Linked DNA regions of Homo sapiens: region 1 is linked to region 2. Evidence: chromatin loops called from intact Hi-C (ENCODE). Cell type or tissue: Caco-2. All regions are shown on one strand. Links, peaks and the distances in the headings refer to the core of each region. The heading gives the core; the rest is flanking DNA. Region 1 overlaps CACHD1 (cache domain containing 1). Region 2 overlaps CACHD1 (cache domain containing 1).

Region 1 (4,395 bases), core at 109-4,108, 59 kb before region 2:
CTCTCAGGAAGCCCACTAAAGCTTATTTCATCTCTAATTCTGAACTTGGTGGACACAAGTAGAAAGTGGTTAATATCTAAAGATTGGGAATATGTCCCTTTTGCCCCCTCTAAGTGGTTTAGCAGTAGTAGATATTGCTTTTCTTTCTTCCCTCTCCCTCCGTCTTTCTCCACCTCTTTGTTAAGAAATTTCTTTTAGCCAGAGCTTACTTTTAAGTATACTTGATGGGAATTTGGAGGGTTTTTTTTTTTTTTTGAGATAGAGTTTTGCTCTTGTTGCCCGGGCTGGAGTGCAATGGCATGATCTTGGCTCACTGCAACCTCTGCCTCCTGGGTTCAAGTGATTCTCCTGCCTCAGCTTCCCAAGTAGCTGAGATTACATGCATGTGCCACCACACCTGGTTAATTTTGTATTTTTAGTAGAGGCAGAGTTTCACCATGTTGGCCAGGGTGGTCTCGTACTCCTGACCTCAGGTGATCCACCCACCTCAGCCTCCCAAAGTGTTGGGATTACAGGCATGAGCCACCACAGCCAGCTCTGGGAATTTGGATTTGTACAGAAATTCAATATAGGGAGACCATTACTGACATTTCAAGAAATTGACAGTAGAAATGTCTCCATTTGAAACGTCCCCTAGTAAAGGACTTTTAAAGCAATGTTTAGTAGGCCACCTCCCTCAGGGCCACCTCCATGAGTCTTACACATGCTGACCTCCCCTGGCTTCCTCTGGGCCTCTGGACTCATCTGTGGTGGTGGGGGGCCTAGGAATCTGCCTTTTATAACAAGCAATCCAAGATGTGTTTTGTACCCTTAAGTTTGATAACCACCACCTTTGCGTCAGAAATCCAATTTATGCAACTGTTATTGAGCCCCTACATTGTGCTCCCCATCGTATTCCTCACGTAGGTAATAACTAATTAAGTCCTCAAAGCTGTGACCATAAGGTTGATGTTATTGAGATGGTTTACATTCCATAAAGTCTCCTATATAAAGTGTACAATTCAGTGGTTTTTAGTAAGTTTCTAGTTATGCAATGATCACATGATCTAATTTTAGAACATTTTTCATCATTCCATAAAGAAATGTTGTATTCCTCCCTTAGTAGTCCCTCCCCAAACATAGATTTATTATACCCATTTTTGGAGATAGGAAAATGGAGTCTCCAGGCATTTAAACAATATGCCTTCAACTCTAGAGTAAATGTGGAGCCAGCAGCCAGAGTCCAACTTCCTTGCTTCCAGAACCCATGCTCTTTCCACTACACAATGCTTCCCATCCAGGAACTCAAGCCAAATTAAATATTTACTTGGTGGGGAGAATAATTTGATGTTCTGGTTTTGTCCTTGTTCAGTAGTTTGGGATAATAAATTTTCCCTTTCCGTTCCAACTGGCATTGAGGGGTAAATAAATATCGTTTAGTTTCTAGTTCGGTGTGCAGTACAGCCAGATTTTGAAAATTACATGACGAATTAGCATGGTAAAAAATTTAATAGTGGGAGGCTGAGAGTTAGGAGAAGTATTCGGTCCTGCCTCTGGTTGGTCACTTATCACGTACCTCCTGCACGCTTGATTTCCTCTTCTGTCAAATGAGTAGTTGTACCAAATCTTTTATTTAGTCATTAAACATTTACTGAACATGTATGGGTGATTAACACTGGATGTTGGATGTTCGGAGAAAACCACAACAGTTTTAATACCAGCTACATTTAATTGGGCAAAAACAGTATACCAGATGCTGTCTTAGCTGGTCATGCCATTTAATTTGAAGAGCAAACCTAATAGGTGGCTATGATAAATCTATTCTGTCTCTGTGGGGTTGGAGGCATGTTGCTGAAATTCCCGTGAGGAAACAGGCTCAGACGGTTTGGATAATTTGTTCTGGGTTACACACATCTGACATACCTGAAGTCTGGAAAATCCAAAGCCCAGACCTTTGTCCCCACACTAGACTGCCTCTCTAGGTGAGCAGGAGTCCTGTTGCCCTCTGTGAGGGTCACCGTATTTGCAGCATGATGTGAAAGTAAATATTCAGTGACAGCACCAAAAGGGCTTTAATCTTTTTTGACTCTGCTTGCTTAGGTCTGGGAAGGTGTCTCAGACCAGCCCTCCTATTCTCTTTAAAGGTTAGCCGATGATTGCGTTTTCCCCTCACCCAGTACTTATGCTGCCCTGCCCAGAAAAAAAAAAAATTGTTTGTTGAGCGGTGCTAGATTGGGAGGGACCAGCACCTCTGCAACATATTTCTTAACTTCAGTTTACTCCTTTGGCCTCCTTGGCGTGTGCGTCCAAAACCTTGGGCTAAAGTAAACTGGAGATTTGGCTTGTTCTCAGACAGGTGTTCCCATCAGGTCTTATAAACAAGGGGGAAAAAATCACTTTCTCAAGGACCCAACTTGAACTTGAAGAGGCCAGTTTGTTGAGACTGGGAGCGGAGCTTATAAAGGCACCGGGAGCTACCAGTGTCATAGCTGGATCTTTAATACCACAGCCATTTCCTGAAAATGTATAGCTTTGCAAAAGTCTTGTCACTTCCGAAGGCTTCAGAAATGCTGATTTGGAGGAGTTCCTATCATTAGGAATGGGACCCAGGTAGTCCCAAATGACATTATTTCTATGAATACATGTTCTTTTTGAAGGATTTTTAAAAAGTTACTATTTATTGAGCTCTTACTATATGCAAGAAATAAGTGCTATACTTTCATTGAGCCTCACAAAAACCAGTGAAGTAGCTATTATCACCTACATTTTATGAATAAGCAAATGGAGGCAAATCCAACCTCTCCAAGGCCACCCTGCTGGTAAGTGGCAAAGATTTTTTTTTTAACTCCCCATTTTATGTTTCCTTTATTTTTAACCCTAAAAACTTAAGAAAATTTCTACCCAGCATTTATTTATTAAGATTATATTGTGCATCTGAGTCCAGAAATCCATCATTCAGTCAAGATGTTAGTTAATAATTATTGTTGAGAGTCATGGCATGTGGTGCTGCAGCCTTTACAGGCAAGGGTTGTTACCATGGCATTCGATATGCGTGACAGGCACCCTGGCTGTGACAGCCTGAAAAACGATATAGTCAGGAGGACCTGGGAGTCATTTATGTAATCATATTAGCATCACATTTATTCCATAAAGGCTCACTACTTTGACTCATGGCTTCAATTTCCACATTTAAACTCATCATTTTCAAGATTGATTCTATTTAAATTTTCATCTTAAAAAATTCAGCGCATCAGTATTTGGGTACTCCCCCCTGCAGCAGTTTCAGAGATATATTTATAATTATTTTTAAACAATTTAAGTCAGCAAATATAATTTTCTTGAGACATCATATGACAGAAAGACTCTTAGCATTAGTAGCTTTTCAAAAGTCTAGCAATTGGCATGTCAGTAAAATTCTAGCACAATGGTAGAGTAGAAATTTTAGGTTCACAGTATTTTATAGAATCTAACCCAATTTCCTGTTTTTTATGTGAGGGAAACTAAGCCTAGGGAGGAGGCTAAATGACTTCACCAGACTGTAGAGCTAGTTCGCACAGAGCTGCAATTTGATATTATTAGTTATTTAGGTTTTGTGATGTTTTGACTTATACTTTCTGTACTTGATGATTGTACTGAAAAAGTATTTATTTGAATAAAGGAATATACCAGAATCGTATTTATGAAAATTCTCTCTTTGGACGTGATATAAATGAACACTTCTTCAGAAAAACATCCAAAACAGCCTCACAGTTAGTAGCATATTTCGAAGTATTGAAAACTTATCTTCATCTCAGAATGCAACATTGCAACTGTGTTTTAAACCCCAACAGTTGTTTTCCATTAAGTTATTTTAAAATTATTTTTTGAACAAGTATTTCTCAGTCTCATTCTCCAACACTACTTCATGCAAGTGCTATAGGGATTGCAAGACTGAATAAAACTGCCCCTCACAGGACTTTATAATCTTTTGGGGGAGGTAAGACACATGGGAAACTCAACGTCAGAGCCTCTCAAGCATCATACTAGAAGATGATGCTGTTCATTTGGTTCTTAGAGTTGTCACAGACCCTTGGGATGCTAATGGATTTCTAAATGGACTGCATTTTTTTCTTTGCGAAAAGGCTTAGGAACAGTTTAGGAAAGTGGGTGCCTGGCCCTGAGCATGTGGAATATAAACATTCTTAAAGCACCTATTTTATCATGTCACTCCCCAGTTAAAAATCCTTTTAACGGCTATTTATTTCTTGGCAAATATACATTTATTCATTTACCCATTCAAAAAAATATTTACTAAGTGCCTACCACATGCATAAAAGCCAGCTCCTCTCCCTGGCTTGAAAACCCTGCACAGTCTATGTATTCCATTTAGTTCAGCTTTGTTTCCAAAAGTGCCCCTTATGAAGCTTGGCTTTCTGT
Region 2 (4,395 bases), core at 141-4,140:
GGTGGGCGCCTGTAATCCCAGCTAGTTGGGAGGCTGAAGTAAGAGAATCGCTTGAACTCGGGAGGCAGAGGTTGCAGTGAGCTGAGATCGTGCCATTGCACTCCAGCCTGGGCAGCAAGAGCAAAACTTTGTCTAAAAAAAAAAAAAAAAGAAAGAAAGGTTATGGCAGGACTTACTGGAGAGCCAGGTTTGGAATTTAGGTTTTCTGATTCCAAATGCTGTTTTCTTTTAATGGTACTCTGACCAGTAGTAAAATTAGAATGGCTCATCTGCCAAGTGAAATGCTAAACTATGTGTTCCTTCTTAGAATTCTACTTGAGGTAACTAGATGACCCTCCAAAGTTGCTAAATTGGCTGACCTGCAGCAATTTGTGCCATTTCCCTGTGTGTGCTTGTGTGTGTGCATTAGGTAGATGTCTTTATCTTTAGGAGTCTTGATGAGTACCCTTATAGCAGAAAGCGCCTGCATTTGGATCTGCTGAGAATCTAGCTTCCTGCGTTTTTCGTGTGACCTTCATTGAAGGAAGAATGGGAAACCTGCCTCACTGCTTACGCTATTGAATTTCACCAGCTGCCTTTTATGGATTTTAAATAGAGATGGTTTTGTGATTTTTCTTTCTTTTTAAAATCTGATCTCTGTAGAAAACTGCCTAGCAGACTATACCAGCTTTAAGAAATAGAACCTGTCTTAGCTGAAAAGCAACCTTTTTGTGCATTTTTATTGTGAAAAATACCAAAGCAATTTCAAAGAAGGCCCAGATTTAAAAATCTATCTATAATCTCTTTCTGGGGACTTGACTTATCTGGTACGATGATGTAGATATCTGTCTTTACACTCTAGCTTTATTAACTTGTTAACATTGGGATAGTATTCCTTTTGTAGAATCAGCCATAAGTATTCTGCATCTTATATTTTTCTGTTTCTTTAACAGAACAGGGAGATGTATGGACAGGACTCTTCCCTCCTCGGTGCATGTGTGCTGGTAGATGGAACCAGTTAATCTCCAAGGTCATCTGCTAACTCTTAGTTGTTAGTGCCTCTCTTTTGTGTCTGTGTCATACCACTCACAGTTGTCTGCTGTGTACTGAATACTCAGTATGTGTGAGGGGAGAGAACACACCCAATTTACAGTCTCCGGTCTCTAGTCCTGGGAAATCTCAACCTCTTGGGCTTTCTGTGTGTATTTATCCAGCAGACATTGACTAAACTTTTGCTCTTCACAAGGAGACTCTGAGCTAGGCCCTGGGTATAAAGAAACATAAGAAAAGACCTCTCCCTTTGTGTCTACCAAGCAAGGGAGAAGGGTATATAAATAAATAACTGTAAAGTGTGTCAAGTCCCTATTAGAGGTCAAGTGGCAGGATGGACAGGGGTGCTATGGAACATCACAGAGGCAGCCTGCAGACCCCACCAAGCTGCTCTCCCCAGCCTGTTCTCTCTTTGATTTTTCCAGATACCCGTCTTTCTTCATGTGCCCCAGTCCAACCTGGTGATGAGGAAGATAAGGATAAATATTTAATGTGGTTGTGCGCCCACTTCCAATTCACCCTAGATGTCACCTGTGCAATTTTCCAAGCTTTTATGAGAAAGTGAATTGAATGATAATACCATCTGTTTGAATATAGAAGTGAGACACAAGGTCACAGCAGGGCCTTCTCTCCATAATCTGTTGTGGTAGGGAAATGGCGAAAAAGAAATATGGTTGGTCTGTGTGATACTTAGACTTAATAGAGAGGGAGACACTTTATTGCTCTGAAAGCCTTACCTTCCAAGGGCATTTGAAACCAGCCCTTGTTTCCAATCTGGCTGAGTTGCTGAACCCTGAAGGTTTAATCCTTATTACTGATAAGAAAGAAAGAATGTGACTTATCACTCCAATCTCTGCAGAGATGGAAGGAAAAACTATTTCTCGGAATGTGATTACATGTTATTTGACAGCTTTTTGGTTGGCCCATCTATTTAGGTGTTTGAATAAGTAAACTCAGTCGAGGGGGGGGTTGAGTATTATTTACTTTATAAATGTGATAGTTCCTTTTTGAAGTGATCCTGCTCTTGCCCCTTTCCTCTACCATTCAAACAGAGTTTAAATATTTGCCAGTGCAGATGTTTGATTTTTATCTTAGCTCTTTCTTTGTTTAACTTTATTCTCATGGGTGGTTAAGTGGACGATAAGGAGGTTCTTGTTTAATTCTTTTCAACTGGTGTTGCTCAAATATTTGGAGAGCAGATGCTTCCCAGAAAGAATGAGCGGGAACCTGGTTGAATAGAGGTGAAGAGATATGTCTCCGTGTCATATCACAGTAAACCAGACCCTGTTAGGCTGTTACTAGGGCCCAGGGGCTTAGTAGGCCTGAGTGTTTCTCAGTGTCCAGAACCTTCCTTTAGCAGCTCCTGCAGCTACTGGTGAAGGGTTTTTGCCGCCTTTGTTTTCCAGAAAAACGTGTGCTGTTCTAAAAACAAAGCTTGGTAATTCAGTGGCACTGGCAGCAAAGGCCTGCTTGTGTTGTGACCTCCCATCAGAAGCCTCTCAGCATTTCTTCCATACCCACTTCTGATCTGATACCAAGTTTTGCTTTCAGAAGAAATGATTTTTTTTAACCTTTTGCACTTATCTCAGCATTTTAGCAGTGATTAAAAACAAGCAAACAAGTAAAGAATATTCCCTACCCTATTAGCTATCATTACATTGGCTTTGTGTGTGGACTTGATGATCAGTTTCCACAGGGATTTGCTTTTTAATCATTACCTTAAAAATTCATCCATGAACAATTCCACATTTCATCACTGCCCTTGGAACTGACACTGTGGGTGTGATTTTTATATGCTATGTGATAAATGAGGCAGACTTCTCTGGAAATATTGAGAAAAACCCAGGTTTCTGAGTGATTTGCCTGGCAAATCACCTTCCCTAGGAAATTTAAACAAAGACCAAGAAAGGAAGTAAACCCCAACTGGTGTGTGAGTGGGGGGGTGCTGGAGGGGAGGCGGGGTCTTTATATCTCTTTCTTTCTAAACTGGGACTCCACTGAAAAGTTGATTTACACTGTGAATCGAGGCTGAATGAAATCCAATTGGAACTCACTTGAACACTGTTTTGATGTAAGATTCAAAGCTTCTGCAAATTTATTTTATCTTCTACATTTGCTGATCTCCTGCTTGTAAATCCTGTTGAAGGAGAATAAAAATGACTGCAGCCTGATGGGAATTAAATGTCTGAAGTTCAAAGCAGTTTGCACATCAGAGCAAACGTCAATCAAGTGAACATCTTGCAAGCCAGGCAGGGAGTGAATTTCTCCATGGGGAAGAGATCAAAGTGGGAGTCACAGTTCTGTTTTCTCCCTCGGGATGCAGTTTCGATCAGTTGTTCATGAAAGTAAATCCAGAAGGAAGTTTTTTTTTTGTTGTTTTTTTTTTTTTTTTTTTTTTTTTTAACTTACAGGGGTTGGAGAGATGGAGTTATTTCTCTTGAAACTGAATTTCAGACACTGGTTTTATCTTATGAAAATGAGCATAGAATGCAGTTATAGAGTCAGGGTCTAAAGGAGATTTAGATCAGAGTTTTCTATTGTCATTACTAACTTTTTAAAAGCACAGGCATGAGGAATGAAGCAAACCAAACCTCTTAAGTTGAATTGCCCATTCATTTTGTATGAAAATCTATGATTTTACCACTTCTTGGCCTTTCCATAAACCCGGAATTATATAAATGTGACTGGCAGCTAATGTACTTCTTAATGAAAAATCTTTTAGGTAACCCCTAAGAATAAGTGACATGTTTTTATAAAGTGTCCTAAGTATGAGCTTTATATTTCTCACATTCTCCAAATCAGGGCGAATAGCATGTTTCTTTTTATAAGTCACTTTTCTCAAAGGCATATGGGCATAAAATGCATTCCTGTCTTTGGCAAGGTGACTCTTCCTCTGGGGACCAGAGGTAGCTAAAGTAACAAGGATGGCTGAGCATGTTTTATCCCTGCGTGTGGAGTCCGGAGTCCAGAAAAAGCGGCAGGCATTGGAGTGTTAGTGAAGGGTAGAAAGATAAGCACTCTTCACTTTTGCTTCCAGTAGTTACTCCTGCTAGCCTAGCCAGTCCACCAGCCCTGTATATCTTAAGCCCCTATTGACACCTCCTTCTTTATCTGACCGGCACATCAGTGGTAGTGAGAAAAGCAGCAGAGTGAGGTTGATTTCTAGGCTTTTCATGCTAACTTGACTGGCGAGTGAATGCTGCACGGCTGAAATTCAGCACATGTGAGAGAACTCACGGCAGTTGAGACTCTTATGAAATACAGTAGATGTTCAATGAATATTATGAAATAAAATGCCCAGAGCTTTCTGGTGACTTAACTCTCTGCCCTTTCTCGTTACTCAGTCAACCAGTAAGAATTTATGGA

What was found. Peaks named below come from ENCODE experiments on the same cell type or tissue, not always from the same donor. Only the 100,000 strongest peaks of a DNase experiment are listed, where the experiment ranks them.
Region 1: it touches region 2 in a loop (7-fold over the local background); 1 of 110 quality-filtered maps calls a loop at or near these places.

What each region holds. Positions count from the first base shown.
Region 1 is chr1:64,535,088-64,539,482 of GRCh38, forward strand. The region is part of intron 1 of CACHD1 (cache domain containing 1); the gene reads left to right. Among named protein-coding and RNA genes, the nearest start is that of MIR4794, 43 kb to the right of the region's middle. In Caco-2, for the core only: no CTCF peak of the experiment used is centred there; a DNase peak (open chromatin) is centred at 1,994.
Region 2 is chr1:64,594,120-64,598,514 of GRCh38, forward strand. All of the region lies in intron 3 of CACHD1 (cache domain containing 1), which reads left to right. Among named protein-coding and RNA genes, the nearest start is that of MIR4794, 16 kb to the left of the region's middle. In Caco-2, for the core only: no CTCF peak of the experiment used is centred there; DNase peaks (open chromatin) are centred at 1,802, 2,312 and 4,122; H3K4me3 peaks cover 235 bases.